Linked DNA regions of Homo sapiens: region 1 is linked to region 2. The links are chromatin loops, found by intact Hi-C in ENCODE. Cell type or tissue: GM12878. All regions are shown on one strand. Each heading gives the region's core, and the rest is flanking DNA. Links, peaks and the distances in the headings are about the cores only.

What was found. Hi-C counts contacts between places; a loop is a spot of excess contacts. Peaks named below come from ENCODE experiments on the same cell type or tissue, not always from the same donor. Only the 100,000 strongest peaks of a DNase experiment are listed, where the experiment ranks them.
Region 1: a loop joins it to region 2, with 6 times the contacts of the local background. A loop is called at or near these places in 5 of 110 quality-filtered maps.

The regions. Positions count from the first base shown.
Region 1 is chr6:5,374,513-5,383,631 of GRCh38, forward strand. All of the region lies in intron 2 of FARS2 (phenylalanyl-tRNA synthetase 2, mitochondrial), which reads left to right. Among named protein-coding and RNA genes, the nearest start is that of FARS2-AS1, 79 kb to the right of the region's middle. RefSeq lists an enhancer at 5,069-5,168. In GM12878, for the core only: a CTCF peak has its summit at 5,337 (motif pointing left); a DNase peak (open chromatin) is centred at 5,339.
Region 2 is chr6:5,300,029-5,309,147 of GRCh38, forward strand. All of the region lies in intron 1 of FARS2 (phenylalanyl-tRNA synthetase 2, mitochondrial), which reads left to right. Among named protein-coding and RNA genes, the nearest start is that of FARS2, 43 kb to the left of the region's middle. RefSeq lists enhancers at 2,199-2,258, 2,208-2,502. In GM12878, for the core only: a CTCF peak has its summit at 3,422 (motif pointing left); DNase peaks (open chromatin) are centred at 2,703 and 3,243; H3K4me3 peaks cover 1,822 bases; H3K27ac peaks cover 1,591 bases.

The DNA.
Region 1 (9,119 bases), core at 2,767-7,766, 76 kb after region 2:
TTACACAAGTTTTTACCAAATCATGAATTACTTGTACAATCTGTTTCAGAACATAGAAAAGAGAGTCCTACCAAGCTCATTTTATGAGGTTAGACATGTTAATATCCCAACTAGATAAGAAAGAAAACTTTTGAAGTTTCATCATTATGAACATAGATTATTCCTTTTTAATGAACAGATATAGAATTATTAAATGAAATATTTGAAAATTCAATTCATTGATTTATTGTGTCCTACCACATTATTATTGCATATACATTACATTGTACTGTATTAACTGATATAAGGAGAAAAAGCATGTGATCATCTCAATAGATATAGAAAAATGATTGCATTTAATGTCTCATGACATTAAAAAAGCATTTGATGACATTAATGACTCATGATAAAAACTTTTAGCAAATTAGAAATAGAGGGAAACTTCCTTGACTTTACAAATGAAATCCATGAAGCTCTTACAGCAAACATAATTAATGGTGCATCATTCTAAATATTTCTATCCAAATTAGCCACAATTCAGGATTCCTTCCTATCACTGTTCATCATTATGTGGTAAATTCTAGCTTATGCAGTAAGCCAGAAAGAGAAATAGAAGGCATAAGCATTGGAAAACATAGATAAAACTGCTTTATTTGTAGAGGATTTGATGCTTTACCTAGAAAAAGAATATACAGATCAACTATTAGAACTTACAAGACAATTCAACAAAGTTGTTGGATTCAGGGACAATATAGAAAAATTAATGTTTTTATCCATAAGTAAGAACCAATTACCAAATATAATAACACATTTTATTTGTAGTATCAACTAAAATATTTCAGTACCTAGGTATAAATCTTGCATCAGATATTTGAGATATTTATGGATAAAATTATTAAATATTATTAAAAGACATAGAAGAACATAAGGAGAGATTTACCATATTTGTAGATTCATAGATAGGAAAACAATATCATGAAGATGACAATTCATCCAAAATTAATCTACAAATCCAGCGCAAATCCAACCAAAATTTTCACTGGATATTTTGGAAAAATTGAGGGACTAATCTTAAAATTTATAGAAAGAGCCCCAGGTATTAAGACTTATACTTGTGTAGTTGTAAAGATAGTTTAGTAATGGCACAAGGTTAATTGGGTAGAGAACATTGCAACAGCTCTACTTCATATTTGAGAACTTATGAAATATAAGTGATATTTCATATCACATAAGTGGGAGGTGATGGATTCTACATTAATTGTTCTGAGACAGTTATCTCTATAGGAAAACAGTGGATCTCTACCTCACTCTAAATCCATCAAATGGATGGATTAATAAGTCATTTGTGAAAAAGAAATCTTTAAAACTTTTGGAAGAAAATATAGGAGATTGTCATTTTTACTCTGATAGAATATAATATCATAAACATGAGAATTCTTGAACAAGAAAAATCCATAAGGGAAAAAAGTGCTAAAGTTGGCTACATTGTGTTAAAACATCTGCCTAATAAAAGTCTCCATAATCAAAGTTATGAGACATTTCTACGTGCTGGGTGGAGATATTTGCTGTGTTGTCAGACATATTCCTACTGGATTCTTTTTTTCATCCTGAGACTTTCTTTTACATGATCACTACCAATCTTCTGTCAATCTTTCGACACTGTTCTCCTTTCTGAAAATGCATATAGGTGGTGAGCACACGTGTGTGCTTTTACTATTCTTTAAACATGTCATACTCATATACTTTTATGTGTATGATTTATTGTGTAAGAAGAAGGCACATGACTGGCTGATAAACAAGGACCAGCTTTATCAATAAACAAGAAAATGCAAATTAAAACAACCAAATATGATTCCAAACTCAGCAGATTAGCAAAATTTGATAATCCTCACAATACCAAAGGCCTAGAGGAACTGTCCATCTTATAGCCTTCTATTGGGAGTGTATATAGTTACTGCCACTTTGGAGGGTAATTTGGTAGTTTCCAATGAAAACAAAAATTGTATGCTATGTGATTTGGCATTTTTTTCTTTAAGTGTTAAAAAGTCTCAAAAACCCATCAAGAGGAGCAAGGATAGATAAAATGGGCTCTGTTTTTATATTGAATACTTTATAGCAATTAACATAAACGATCTAGAGGTACTTGTATCAACATGGATGGGTTTTAATGCAATCTTGAGGGAAACAAGTACACCGCGAGTGGTACTAAACTATCATATCTTTTTAAATGGATATTCAGAATGCACCCAATAACAAAAACATGCCCGACAATGTGTGTTCTTATGGACTTGCTTATATTCTTTCTCATCTGTCTTTGTCTATTTCTCTTTTTATGCACACAAACACAATTTTTCTTTAATCCAGCTAGATAAACATAAAAGTAGATGTGAAAAAATATATGGAAATAATAAACACAAAAATCAAGGTCGTGATTATTTATGATGTGGAAGGAGGGTGAATGAGATCAGGCATCATATCATTCTTTGCAAACAATGCAATATTTTATACTTTTTAGGAGCATAGAAGGATTTTGAGACTTACATGTTTGAGAACCACTGTTCTATAGCTTCCAAACGAAATTTTTAGAAAACATTTGAGACATTTAGTTTGCAAAGAATGGTGAATTTCAAGTATTTGGCAGGCCCACCAGAGGAAACTCTTACAAATCCTGTGTCTATTTAATCTGATTAAAAATGTCAGTTGAAACATGCATGTGTGGACCAGTGCTCAGACAAGTTCTGTTTTCCCACTCTCCCTGGTGGCACCTTGTCGTGTTTCACCAGATGCACACTTGTGTGTGGGCCCTGAGGATGGACAGAGGAGTTGCGTGAGAGACAGGCATTCCGCAGGTTGTTCTCCAGTCTTGGCTGCAGACTGTTTGCCTCCTTATTTTGTCTTCATTCCCCTTTGATAACATCCTCTGGGTCTGTTTCTTCCAGGATTTTTCTGTCGTGTACACACATGTGCAGGCAATACTTCCTCCTGAATTTAAGACGATTCATAATGAGCCTTCTTTTCTTCCAGATTCTGTCTCCATTATTATTATTATTATTTAAAATTCTAAATGCCTCTTGTTTTCTTAAATTTTATACAAGAATGTGCATATCTGTTTCTTGTCCTTCTTGCTAGTAGTTCTCAAACTTGAGTGTATTAACCAGTCTTGGTCCATGACCGAGTTTTTGTTGATTTTACAGGAAAATAAAAAATATAAGAGCAATATACCAATTTTTATAAAGGTATATTTATTTATTTTAAAGAGCTCTCCTCTGTTCTAGGATGATTTCCTTGCCACTTTCCTGAGTGTTAAAATGCAATTTCTCTTATGAAGTGATGGTGATAGTATTTTAAGCATATGCCTGTACTTGGCAAAATAAAGCATTGCCTACCTTATCTTAGTCCCTATAATGTTTTGAAATTTTTACCAATCTATGAAATATATAACCTTACACCTTAACAAATGAAGGCATAATTGTGGAGAAGTTATAAATATTACATAATTAATATATAATTTACAAATATTCACACAGAAATAAAGGGAAATCTTTTCGGAAAAGAGGATGAGTGAAGGTGTACAGAGAAGTAAGCTTTTTGTATAATTTTGACCACAACCCATTACTGGAATGGCCCTTCATCAAGAGGTGTGTGTTCAGTTCATATACCACCCACCCCTTTAAACATAATCATGCTCATTCGCCATTTCCTCATGGAGGGATTTTAGGAGCGTAGAAGGATGTTGAGACTTACACGTTTGAGAACCACTGTCCTCAAACCACTGTCCTCAACCACTGTGGGTGAGGGGCTCCTTCCACGGAGGCTGCTCCTGCCCTCACGATTCCTTCCCGCTGGAGTGAGGCGCTTCTTTTTGAACACCCCTTTGGCATCCTTTGTGGTTCATCCTTGTCAGAAAAAACCGCTGTCATTTATCATTAGAAAATCTCACTTTTGCTGCCTTTGATATTCTCTCCCACTTTCCAGATGGTTCACTGGAACCCTCCTGTTCTTGGGCTTCTCTTTCCAAGCTTCCCCGCTGTTACTCTTGTAGTGAGCCCATGGTTGTCTCTTTATTCCTGCTTTCTGCTCTGAATCACTTTTCTGTCTTTCAGTGAGTGACAGGGTTTTATTCTCCACCGTGTGGTTATTGGGTTTCCTTAATAGCCTCATGTGGAGGGGCTTTGTTGAAGGCATTTTTATTCGGCTTTGACAGATTATAGTCCCCATGTTTCCCTAATCTCTTCTTTAAAATATTTTAGGAAGCATTGTCCCTGTCAAAGACACACTTAAATTCAAACAGCTTTTCCTTTTTAAAATTATTTTTCTCTGTTCACATGTTTACGTAGTCCTCTGTCTTGACAGTTAAGTGAGAGGCAACTGGTCATAGTGAGGAGTCCATGGATTTGGGAAATACCCCATTATTGGAGGGCAAAGCATGATTTGGAGGACCGTTTGGAGAGAGACCCCTTTTTCTGTGGCACAGGGCTTTTGCAGATAATTAGTCTTTGGCTACGACAAGATGGAAACTATTAGGCTCTTAGTCTGAGACTCATCACTGCCTTGTAGCAGTTTTGCCCATGACCCTTACTGGGCTTTCAGCAACTCACTGCCTTGAAATGTTAGTTTGTGTGTGCCTGGTGTCTCCAGCTGGTTAGTCAACTCCTTAAGGGTGCCACTCTATCTCTTTTTGTGCCTGATCTTTCTAACCCAGGATTCTGCACAGAACAGCAATGTCTCCCTCTTTCTGGGCTGTCAACTTTCACTGAAAAAAATGACAGCTAGCACTGTTAACTGCATGGCAGCTCACCTATCTGCTTGTCTAGTTGGGTATTCTCAGCTATAAGAGCACATGTGTCTGTTAGGGTCCAATTCTGATATGGAAACCGCACAGTAACTTGATCAAGGAAAGCATAATGTAAAGAATTACAAACTCCAACACAGAACTTGGGTAATCAGGGATTGGCCAGTAAGAGGTAATGAAAGAGTCCAGAAGTATTATCTATAAGGAGGAGCTGCTACCCTTAGGACTAAGACGGGGACCCAGAGAAGAGCCCCTTCCTCCTTCCCGCAGCTGTGGTTCACTGAGTGGCTCAGAAGTGCTAGTAGTGGTGCCATGCTGGTGAAATTGCTTGATATCCACGCTCTGGAATGTACCGAAATCTGCTTTCTTGGGTGTGGGGAAAGTTAATTTGGGAGACTTGTCTTGTGGGAAGCACTATGCTATGAAAATGATCAAATGGGGTACCGAGGAGAGCAGCTGGCCATTGGAGGAGCTGTGTTGCCACCTGCACTGCAGATCTGGGCAAAAGAAGTGCAGGGTGCCCAGTAAGAATACCTTCCTTTGCCATGTCCCTCCAGCGACCTCTACTGACAAAGTTTAGCATTTTGCCAGCTGGCAAAGGAAAATATTTCAAGGACTCAACTCAGTTTTCACAGAGCAGGCAATGAAGGATTGATTGTTTTGTGTAGGTGATAAGTGACAGAGTCAGCTTGCTCCCTTTCCTGAATGTCTAGAAGCCTTTAGGGAGATAGGCTATCATTTATGCAATTACATGAGTTGCTAGGGAAAGTCATATTTATGGAGGCAAAATATTTGTTCTTAATTCAAATTTAATATTTCTGAAAACAATTAGGTAATGGGAAAGCTCTCTAGTTATTCGATCTTAGTAGATGGAATACACAGAGAATAGAGGATGTTCTCAAGGGTAAAAGCTTGTGCTCCTGAACCAATAATAGCATCCAAAGAAAAACAGATTAATATTCTTTACATCTCATTTCTCTAAGATCTCAGGAAAATTATTGCCATTTACATTCTACATTTGTTGTTGAAGGCTAAGAGGGCCTCATTAGGTTTACCAAATCCAAATAATTACAGTTAGAGACGGTGTTTTTTTCTACTAGCTGAAGTGATGTGTGAAAATAGCAAAAATATTTTCACAGAGAAATTATGCTCTTTAACAGTAAACTTCACGCCTTGCTAGGAACTGCATTTCTCTGCCTGGTGTGTATCATCGAATGCTACTTGTAGGGATGGAGTGGTCTAATTTCACATTTCGAGCTTGGTAGGTGCAGGTGGGCTGTAGGTGAAAGGGAGTTTTCTTTACCAGCCAGCCTCAAAAATGGCTAGCAGCCGGTGCCACTCGCATAGTGTTGAATTATATGTCCAGATACCCCAGTCTACTCACAAATGTAAAAGACTACACTCTTGCTATTTGACCAAGAATGCACCCTGTACTGGGTACTTTCATTGTCTTCGCTCCGAGGCTTCGTCCTAAAATCTGCTTTCTGTGTCATCTCCCTGACTCATCCTGGGATAGGTCTCTGCAAAATTGTAAACTTTTGTTAGTTTAAATGAATTTGAAAGGTAAGATAGTTTTCTTAAACTAGATACATCATCTAAATACAATGTTAGTCTTTAGCTGTATATTTTAGTTTTTATAGAAACTTTATATAATCTTATATAAGATCAATAGTAGTTCATTATAGCAATTATTTATTTATTTATTTATTTATTTATTTATTTATTTATTTATTATGAGACAGAGTCTCGCTCTGTCGCCCAGGCTGGAGTGCAGTGGCGCGATCTTGGCTCACTGCAAGCTCCACCTCCTGGGTTCACGCCATTCTCCTGCCTCAGCCTCCTGAGTAGCTGGACCTATAGGTTCCCGCCACCACACCCGGCTAATTTTTTGTATTTTTAGTAGAGACTAAAAATCCTGTTAGCCAGGATGGTCTCAATCTCCTGACCTCGTTATCCGCCCGCCTCGGCCTCCCTAAGTGCTGGGATTACAGGCGTGAGCCACCGCGCCCGGCCTATAGCAATGATTTCTAATTTTCTTTTCTTTTCCTATTTGAGAGTCTGATGAGAAATTTGCATACTCCCCAGAAACACACACACACACACACACACACACACACACACATACACACACACACACAGATGCAGAATTTTTTATATAGTTTAAAGGGTTTTATAGGCTTATTAGTTAAAGGGTTTTATGGGCTACTGGATTAGATTATGAAATTTGAAGTCAGGGTCAAGGAGATAGTTTTTGCTTTTAATAGGTAATTCCCAATCTCAGTCTGTAGTAAATTGGAAAATCTGTTCTGGATTCTTTCAGCAATCCTCTCTCTTTCCACATCTGCCACTTTTCTGTGACACTTCTTTTGGGTCACATTGCCATGCTGGGGTTATGTTTGGTGGTCGATTATGTAAGTAGCAACGGAAGTTAGGGTTAAGTTAGCTATAGGAAGGCAGAGAATGCTGCCTAACTTGGGTATGACCAGATGTCAGTTATTAGAATGATTGGAGATTGAGAACCAAGTCAGGAGTTCAGAGTCAGAGGCAGTGTAGGAACAGGAGGCTGGGTTGGATGTGTTGGGGGAAACCAAGGGAAAAGTGGAAAGTCTCTCTCCGAGGGCTGGGAGCATTCCTAAGTTGTGGTCATTTCTGGACCAGGAAATACAAAGAGCTGGTTTCTGTTTAGAAAGCTGGTGAGGCGGACAGATAGCCAAAGAGCAGACTCTGGGACAGTGGGCAGCATGGGTCCTGCGGGGAGCAGATCTTGCCATCCATCTGGTAAACACTGGCCCTTGGAATCTTGTTATGTGTTGGACTTTAGATAGCGTGTGTGTATTCTTTAAGGTTTATGAGCTATGCTTAAATCAAGCAGAGAAAGATTTACGTTTGACAAATGACAAGGAACGATTTCTCACCATAAAGATTTTGAGTGAGAGAATGAGTTTCAAGGGAACTTGGGTTAACCTTCTCCAGGGTGATGCTTCTTAATATTTTTATGCTGTGGATTTCCAGATAAGGTAAAAGACCCTTCAGTTCAGTTATCCCAACTCTTTCATCTCTTTAATGCAAAAGGAACTCAGTGATAGCAATGAGGTGTCATTTGGGAATTTGGTGGTAGGACTATGTAGAATATGTATCCCTCTCCTTTGGTAATAGTAGTACAAATGATTTTTATTTAAACTTTAGTGTCTCAAATATAATCTTAAAATCTAGTTGTTAGATATTGATTCTATCATGTCAATTTACACACAGTAAAGTCATCCATAATGATGTAGCTAGAGTAACAGTGATTTATTATTAAAAGGCCTAATAGTATGTGAAGTCTACAACCAACTCAGGCTACCACTGAAGATCCACTGATAGTTTACTTCTTGGAATCGTGGAGATTCCACCTTTTGAAGAGTGCTGCAGGGAGTAGAAGCTTCTTTGTTATTGTCTGTTTATATTAGTCAGGGTTCTCCAGAGCAACCGAACCAATAGGATATAGCACAGATATATAATAAAAAGATGGCTCAGGAGGACAAACATTATAGTTTGTCACAATCTGAAGGTTGGAGAAGCAGAAGAGCCAATGGAGTCCAAGTCTGAAGACAGGAGAAGACTGATGTCCCAGTACAGGGACAGTGAAGTAGAGAGAATTCTTTCTTCCTCAGCATTTTATTCTATTCAGGTGCTTGATGGATTGGCTGAGGCCCACCACACTGGGGATGGCCACATGCTTTACTCGCTTTGCCTGTTCAAGTATTAATCTAGTCCAGAAACACCCTCACAGACACATCCAGTAATGATGTTTAATGAAATATCTGGGCACCCTGTGACCCCGTCAAGTTGGCACATAAAATTAACCATCATACCATTCTTGGGGATCTTCATGGTGAAACACTGAGAGTCCTCAGTCAGTTCTAATTTATATGTTCTATCGATGCCACATTTTTATTAATAACTCCTAGTGTACCACTTAGTCAATGACCAATAAATAGCCTCTATTTGTACATAAAAGTATAAGAATAAGGAATTATGCCTTTTTTACCCTTTAGGACTGAATAAAGGACTGGAACTTTTGGCCGCTGGCCTTTGGAGCCCCTCCATGGCCTGGACATTATATCTTGAAAATGTTTGTTTTTATAGCAGTGCTTGTTATTCTCCAGAATAACACCAGCTTTTGAGCTAGCGAAACGAGAGGCAAATCCTGGCTGTGCAACTCAGCCTCTGGTGACCTTAGATAAGTTCTTTAACGTTAACACTCTGAACTTCAGCGTCCATAACTAAAATGAGGACAACTCTTGAGTGGTGGTGAATGAGCCTGCCACGCTCCTGACATTAGGAGGTGTTCAGCTAATGGTCGCTG
Region 2 (9,119 bases), core at 1,459-6,458:
TAGATGTCAAATTTAAAAATGTTTTCATTTTTTGTTTTTTATTTACCTATGATTTTATTTATCTATGAGGACTCTGTGAGTAGTTAGAGAAAGGATGTAGGATCCCTGGTAGATTTCCTGCTGTGTATCTCTTAGAGCCCTCACTGAGGGCAGAAAATGATTGGATTACTCTGGTGGTTGAGGACAAGAACTTCTTACCTGCTCCAAAACCTTTTTTGATATAGGTAGAACAGAGACATATGTGTCTCTGTGTGTACATGTAAGTATATATAACATAAGCATGTCCAAATGTTATGTCTGTTTATAGTCATACACAGCTGCTGATTCAGAGTGACATAGTGGAAATTCTTCCTGACCTTTGACTTGGAAGGGACATCTGATGGTGATCCTTATTTTGTTTTTTTTCAAAGAGAAGCACATTTGGGTTTGATATGGCATTCACATTTAGATAATTTCATGACGGTTGTGGGGACTGGGAATGTAGCTCTCTTCTCACTTTTATGCAGATTTTTCCCCTTAGTTAATTACTGAGGTGACAGGTGTCTGTGTGGAGATGGTGGGTGGGGCAGGGGACACTGTTGGATGAGAGAGACAGATTGCTTAGATAACAGTCATGGGCATCTGGTCATTTCCTTTTTCTTTCTTTCTTTCTTTTTTTTTGAGACAGGGTCTTGCTCTGTTGCCTAGGCTGGAGTGCAGTGATGCCATCATAGCTTAGTGCAGCCTTCATCTCCCAGGCTCAAGCTACCCTTCTGCCTCAGCCTCCCAAGTTGCTGGGACTATAGTCATGTGCTACTTATACCTGGCTAATTTTTTTTATTTAAAAAATTTTTTTTTGTAGAGATGGGGTCTTGCCATGTTGTAAACATGGGGTCTTGCTGTGTTTTGTAGAGATGGGGTCTTGCCATGTTGCCCAGGCTGGTCTCAATCTGCCTGCCTTGGCTTCCCAAAGTGTTGGGATTACAGGCGTGAGTCACCATGCCCAGCCACATCTGGTTATTTCTGAAGTCCTAGAAAATGAAGGCTGTGCTTACTGGGGGTGGGAGGGAGTGTTTGGGGGGCTCTTGGATCAATTGGTATGATTTTTTTCTAGTCTGTAGTCTTTTATTTTTCTTCTCTATAATTATTATTCTCTGGTTGTTGACCTCCAGGGTCTGGTTAGTTACCTATGTCACTAAGAAAAAGGTCAAGGGTTATAGAAATGAGGCACTTACTTTTCTGATGCCTTAACTTAGTTTGCAACATCCTGGGAGTTTGAAATAAGATGGTAGCAAAGTTTGGGCATAGTGGCATGCACCTGTAGTCCCAGCTGCTTGGGAGCCTGAGGCAGGAGGATCCTTTGAGCCTAGGAGTTTGAGGCTGCAGTGAGCTGTGATCGTGCCACTGTACTGTAGCCTGGGTGATAGAATGAGACCCTGTCTCTAAAAGAACAAAGAAGATGGCAGCAAAGTAACGGCAAGTTCTCTTTCAAAGCCTAGCCCACTGTTTTGCAGAAGGTGTTCTGCCAGCCCCATTCTTATCTCCAACCCACCTACCCCATCTCCTGGATCAAAGCCAAAATCATTTCTAAGGGAAGCAATTGTGAAATCATTCCCTTCTATCAAGAGCAGTTTGCATTGTCTCCATGCAGAAAGTGTGCAGTTTAATATATTAGGGTGGGTTGCGGAGTGGCAACTAATATCAAACAATTTTTTTTTAAACTAACATTCTAGTTTTATTGAAAATGAGTCCAGCCTGCTGGGTGACAGAGTAAGATGCTATCTCACACACACATACACACACACACACACACACACACACACACACACACACACACACAAAGAAAATGGGGCTAAATTGGTGGACCCCACACAAGTAAGGGTTATGTCAGATGATTTTGGTGAACCATCCTTCATGTTGGGAATTCACTCAATAAAACAGATTAAGAAGACTTGGTCCCTACCCTCTTAAGAACTTACAAGGAGCTCCTTATGTTGTTGGTCATTTATCTTCTTAGCCATGCACTTTTCCAGTTACCAGTCATGCCCACCTACCCTCTTTGTCACTTACAGACTCCAGGTGACAGTCTTCCCACATATTGGAACACTTCTACTTCAGAACTTTCCTCTAGAGCTCTGCTCCCCTAAGTTTGGTCCTAGGAACAGCAGAATCTCAGGCGCCATCCAAACCTGTGTTGTTGTGTTGTTTAACAAGACCTCTAGGTGACTTCTGTCTGCAAAACATGTTAAGATTCAGATTTTATTTCAGTAGGGCTTGGTGGGGACTGAGATTCTAACAGGCTTCCAGGCAGTGCCCATGTCGGTCTGTGCACCACGTGGTAGATAGCAAGGCTTTGCTGTCCAGAGAGATTACATCTCCCTTGTGTCAGAGAGTCGCAAAGCTGCTTGGGTTATCGGATGACATGGGATGACATAGGCTAATCAAGTACCTCTGGCCTTGGGGAGTTGAAGTTAAAAAAAAATGTGCCTGGTTATTATGTGCTAGCACAGTTCTCAGAGCTTTACTTGCACACTGAATCCTCTCCTCAATCTTAGGAGGTGGACACTATTACTATCTTTTACAGATGGGGAGATGAGGCACAGAGAAGTTAAGTAGCTTGAGCAAAGTCACATGAACTAATGAGTGAAAGAGCAGGGCTGTGAACCAGGCAGTGTGGCTTCGGTACCAAGGTATGAAATTACTGTGCACTTCCTGACTGTGTGGGGGGCTATAACTGTTGGCAGGGAGAGTCGGCTCACGGTGCAGAAATGAGAGTGTTTTGGTTTGGGCAGTGGAGTGGTTCCAGAAGGCACGCTGAGTTCAGGACTGAGATCAGCATAAGGAGGGCTGAGCAACAGAGAGCGGGACTGTGTGGTTCATGTTCGATGGACAGGGTTAGTGGAGGAAGAAGACACACAGGGTGCCAGCTGCTGAGGAACGAGAGTAAATATAGCAAACTTTTATTAAGCATTCATAAGTGTCAGATACTGGGGTTTACATTTGTTGTTTCATTTGACCCTTATAATGATCCTGTGGTGCAGGTACAAATCTTTTAGAGAAGGAAACCGAAGTTCAAGAGAGTAATTCTCCCAAGATCATACAGGGAGAAGAGTAGCTTAACTTGAATTTTAAGTCAGTGCCGTCTGATTTCACAACCTGTATGTGAAGCTTCTTTGCCCTGCTGCTTCCCTGGCAGGGACTCAGTGGGGAAGTGAAGGTATAGAGGAGAGAAAAGAACTTGAGCATTGACACTAGGGTATAAAGAGGTGCCTGGACATAGAGATGAAGGGCAAGAATGCAAGAGCAGCACCTGGGACTGACTGGTTGAAGCTGGACTGGAGATCTCTGAGATTTTCCTGAGTGGGACTGGTGCCTGGACTGGCACAGGGCTGAAGCTGCACGTGGGGCTAAATGGCCCCAAGGTGAAGTCGGTTGCCATCTGCTGGTTGAGGCTTGTTAGGGCTGAGCGCACACCTTTACCTCCTGTGTCTTCATCCTTGTGTCAGCTCGGGAGAGCCGCTCCTGCCCTCCCTCTGAGCCTGCCCTCCCCACGACTCTGTTTCTTAGACAAATGTGTTTGCGGCCACGCTGGCTGCTCCCCAAGCCCCCTGCTTCTCTGAAAGTGAAAAGTTGCTTCTGCTTGCCTTCCTCCATCTTTGTGATTATTGCATTTCTTGCCACAGACATTTCTCATTGCTCCCAATGTGAAAATCTGGGCTTGTGACTTTAACCAAATGATTGTACAGCCCCATGTGACCTCAAATAAATTTTTTAAATGGATAACTAAGCTGACAGTATGTGAAGTGCGCCCGGGGAATTCTCTGCCTCGGGATGCTCGTAATGAGGGGAATTGACTGGGGTTAGCAGATGGACACTGCTCATTTTTTGGCAATCATTGACCAAGTACGCAACACCTCCAGGTGGCTCTCCGTGGACTGCTCTGTGTGGCTCAGCCCATGATGCCTGTGCGTCCGTAGAATGCTAATGGTCCCTCTTCCTCCCTGAGTAACATAGCAGGCTGCATGGTCTGGTGTGGCTCTGTATCCTTGAGATCAAAGCATGCATATCATTTTTAAATAAAAGATTATCTTTTAATTATAGAGGCATCATAGCAGTATTACAAAAAGCTTAGAAATAAAGAAGGGAAAGCACCCACATTTACCACCCTAAAACATGGTAATCAGTTTTTAAACAATTGTTCAGTGGCTTTTCATAGTTGTATCAGTTGTTTTGTATGTGCGTTTCCCCTTATCACTGTATAATCCCCATAGTTACCATTTGAATGGCTGTATCATATTCTGTTGTGATGCCACATCATTAATTATTTAACTCTGTTGTTGACATGTGCGTTACTTCCAACTTTTTACAGTTACTAATAACAGTTAAAGGTATACATTTGTACATGTAGCTATTTTCATATTTTGAATTAGTCTCTTATGATAGAGTCTCAGACATGGCATTACTGGGTCAAAGAGTATGAACATTTTTATGGCTTCTAAAACGTATTGGCAGATTGCTTTCCAGAAGAGTGGAGGCAATTCACAATGCCACCACAAAGGCATTCGTTTCCCAGATGGCCAACTTGGTTAGGGATGCAGCCTCTCACAGTACATGAGAAGCTGTGTTTATGTTTGTGTTTGTGTTTGTGTGTGTAAAAAACTTGTTGGCGCGTTTGTGTATTGATTTAAGCCCAGGGACACCATGCATTGCCTTTGTTAATAGGAATGTACTAGGTGTCTAAGGATAACATAATGGTCATCCATTAGTATTTAAAATAGATGTGTGCTTGATATGGATTAAAGCAAGGGTATAGGTGTTTCCTCTTTCCCTAGAATTCGGACTTTTAAAAAGATTGGCAAAGGTGAGTTGACAAGAGTGTTCAGCCAGTGTGACTAGGTTCTTAGTGGCTCCCTTCTTTTTGGGAATACCTAGTGATTTGGAGGCGAAGGTGGAAGTCAAAGGAGCTTGGTAGGAGCAGTAGTGGGAGGGCACTGGAAGTAGCTGGGCATGCGCTCAGAAGAGTGCCTATTGTGGACTGCACAAAGCACCTCACCTCACCTGGTGAGGACAGTCTTTTGGGTGCTGAATGGAGTGCTTGTGTGGAGAAGGATTTTGAGGTCACACCTAGGCTCAGTGGGAAAGATACTGTGATTAATTAGCAATTTGTTCTAGATCTTTGTCATTGCAGTTTTCTTCAATTTGTTATCCAGTTGGATTATAAACATTACATGCCTTCATGTAGGAACTGTACCTTTTAAAATTACAATTTTCTACCCATTTCCTAAAATGTCTAGCACATTGTATTGTATATGATGTACGTGTATGGTAGTTTTGTGTCTGCTGATTGAATGAATGAGGGAAAATACTACTTTATCCTCATAGTCCCAGGCATTTTATCAAAGCCTTGTGTTGAAGTAGTGGGATCCCACAGTTTGCCTGCCCACATGTGAAACCTCCAGCAGACCTCACAGGGATAAAGGAAAGGAAATTTCAACTGAGAAACTTAGGGAAAGTAATGCCAGCAGAGACCTTTGACTCATTTATATAACCACCCAAAACATTGAATGAGACCTCCTTGTTTTATAGAGGAATCAATTCAGACAAAGAAGAGCAAATAGCTTCCCCACGATCACACAGATGGTGGGTGACTGGGGACCCCAAGTTGGGTCCTGATTCCTGGTCCAGTGTCCTTTCCTCTACACCTTGTTGGGAGAACTTGGCGTACTTGTTTTGCTTGCCCCTCTCCCACTATAGCCCCTACAAGTGTGTATTTGGAGTTTTCTTTGCTGTCTGACCATGCTTGTCCTCCCATGTAACTGGATTAGGAATGAGTTTAGAGATTGTGGCCTTGAGGCAGTAGTCAGATGGGGGTATGAAGATTTATACTGAGTGCCAAGAGACAGTGCCGGATCAAAATTCAATTCTATTCAAACTTACAGCTTTGCCTTATCTCCAGTTTGGAATATAACCTTTTTTTCATTTTAAAGGGAGAACATATAATGGTAGATGTGGTACATGATTTGAGTGTGTATTTGATACAATTGTGATCCTAATAAAACTGCCATTCTGATCCATATGCCTAGGGTAGAGGTTTAAGGTTGTTAAGGGAGCATGAACTTTGAGCTTCTTGATTTATCTTGTGTGACTGAAATCTAAACGTCAGTATTGCATCAACTCCGGGGTTGTTTTTCCTCCTTTCTTTCCAGAACCCCTCACCCCCAATCTGATGAGCACATTTGGTTGTGTAGTTGAGATTCTGAAGCTAAATGCATTAATAGTGAGGGAAGTATTCACAGTGAATGTCGAATGAAATGACTGAGGAGACAAAGCAGGAAAGAGAATTAACAGTCTACTGGTTCTTTTAACAGCCATGTGATGGCTGCCCTGGGAATTGAATGATTTGTAGATGACTGGATCCTGCTCATTCCATGGTGGCTTGAGGCCCCTTGAAATTGATGTGAACCTCGTAAGCTGTCAGCAGTTACAGCTACTGGGTAATCAGGTTTGGAATTTATGAGTATTTACATTTCAGAGGGCCTTTACTATGTTTCTGGAATTTTGGATTAGAAATGCTTGTCCTTGATATAACAGTATTTTATGCACGCTGCTGGAGTGTTTAAGCCCCTTCACATTCCCAGTGTGTCCCAGTATGTAAGCCACTTTCTTTCTGGGAGAGCAAAAAGATGATATACTTAATCCTACTTTTGGATTAGTGGACAGGATGATTTTTCTCTGCTTCTCTACTAAACTAGCTCCATACTGTCTTCTGTACAGTAACAAGTCACATGGTAAAAAGAAGTTAGAAGAGTCTTACTGACCTGCTGTTGATAAATATTTTCCTACAGCATGCTGAGGTGGGCACATTTTGACTTTGCTTGGTTTTGAAAGGATTAACATTTTTTAACTGATAAATACGAATTTGTTCTGAAAAACTAAAAAAAAAATGGAGAAATTGAGAGAAAACTTATCTAAGACCCCTCCAACAGAATGCAAACCACTTAGGACATTTAATTTTTCTTTCATTCTTTTTTAATGCATAATTTTTATGTAGTTGTAATCTGTTTATGAAAATCTGGTATTTTAAAAATTATTACATATGTTTTTCTTTGTTATTATATATTTTTCCTACAGAAGCTTCATTTTCCATTGAGGGGCATTTGTTAAAATCTTTACTTGCTCTTTCCACATGTTGTCCAATGGCTCAGTCCTTTACTTATCAGTGGGGTGTGAGTGGGTAATGGCACTGTCCATCAGTAATTATGACTGATGAGTTGGCTGTCTCTTCACTCAGTGGAGGCCAGGCCTCTTCTTTCATTTGAGAGTCATTGATCTGAATGGCTCATATATTTTTCCAATTATAAATTATCCTCTAGTGGGCTTTTTGTGCATTAGTTCTTTGGGATATTTTTTCAGAGTAGAATTGCTGTCCATAAAAGGGACATTTTCATAAGGTCTATGAGGCATTTTGATATTTTACACACACGCGTGCACACACACATGCACAATTTCCGTCGTATCATATTGTATATACTGTTTTCTGCAAGTTGCCACTAGTAATCTCAAATGTACAAAACTAACCATATACTACACGTAACATTGGGTAGTATTGCTGTTTTAAGTTCGTTAACTTGATAGGCAGAAAATAGCATCAAGTTTTAAATTTCTTGACTTAGTAGTGAGCGTGAGCACTTCAGCACACATTGATTAGCTACTTGATTTCCTGTTTTATGAACTAATTCATCTTGGCCTTGAAGTTGTAGTGGTTAGAAAGGAGTGGCACCTGCCAGCATCTCGGTGGGGCACACGGGGCTAGGACACAAGCTGCCGTGCAGCCTCAGGGGTCAGCCTCAAGGCTCATGACCTGAGTTGGCGGAAAAGCACTTACTTACACTGCCCACATTGCTTTAGGAGGTCAGGATCTCTCAACACTAAAGTAAATGCTTGTTTTTGACCTTACTACTGCTTCAATTTGAATTGGCAACTATTTGCAATTTATATGGGGATTTTTTAAGGACAGTAGGGAAGGTGTGAGATTTTTATGTTTATCAAATAAAATGGGCCACGGATGTGAGAATTTTTTCACTTTTTAAAAATGGCTTGCTACAAAATTCTTCTTCCTCTCTTTTTTTTTGAGAGAATGCCACATGCAAAGGCCTCAAGGCAAAAAAGGGAGTGATGTGTCCCGGGAAGAACAATGAAGCCAGGGTGCCTGGATGTTTACAAGGAAGACCTAGGTGAAGTCACAGAAGCAGGAAGGAGCCCAGTGATGCAGACATTAGTAGGTCGGGGCAAATGCTGTGGCAAATCACCAAAGGGTTTGAGTTGCAGGCATGTGATTCACAGAAGCATCACCCTGGAAAGGCAAGAGAGGAAGCAGCAACTCCCGATGGATGCCTCCTGGGGAAGCCAAGGCAAGAGGTGATGGTACCCTGCATGCTTGTGCTTCCTAAACCATCTCTGGTAAAGGGCCATAAGTTTTTATTTCTAATCTGCTGTACACTGATACTGTTATAGAATATAAGAAACACGGATTACCGGAAGAATGACCATGAGCTTGAATGTGACAGCAATGTCAAATTGCTACAAAAGTTTCTGTGTACTTACTCTCGCCCTGTGTCCTTACCTTATCATGCGCTGGTATCAGGTGGACCCCACTTTGATAGCCTTGGCTGACAATGCAGCTCCAACGTCTAACAATGTGTTGCATATTTTCTGTGGATCAAGCCGTGGTATATGGCTATCAACTGTATTAGTTCATTTGGGCTGCTCTAACAAAATATCATAAACTGGGTGATTTATAAACAATGGAAATTTATTTCTCATAGACCTCAAGGCTGGGGAGTCCAAGATCAAAGGACATATTTGATGTCTGGTAGGGCTTTCTGGTTCATAGATGGCACCATCTCCCTGTATCATTATAGAAGAGGCAAGGGATCTCTCTCAGGCCTTTGTAATAAGGGCACTAATTCTATTCATAAGGGCTTTGCCCCCGTGATCTAACCACCTCCCACTGGCCCCATCTCCAAGTACTATCACCTTGGAGGTTAGAATTTCAATATATGAATTTTGGGGGCCCACAAACATTGAGTTTATAGCAACTATTTATACCAGACAATGTGCTGTGTACAAGATAAACAGTG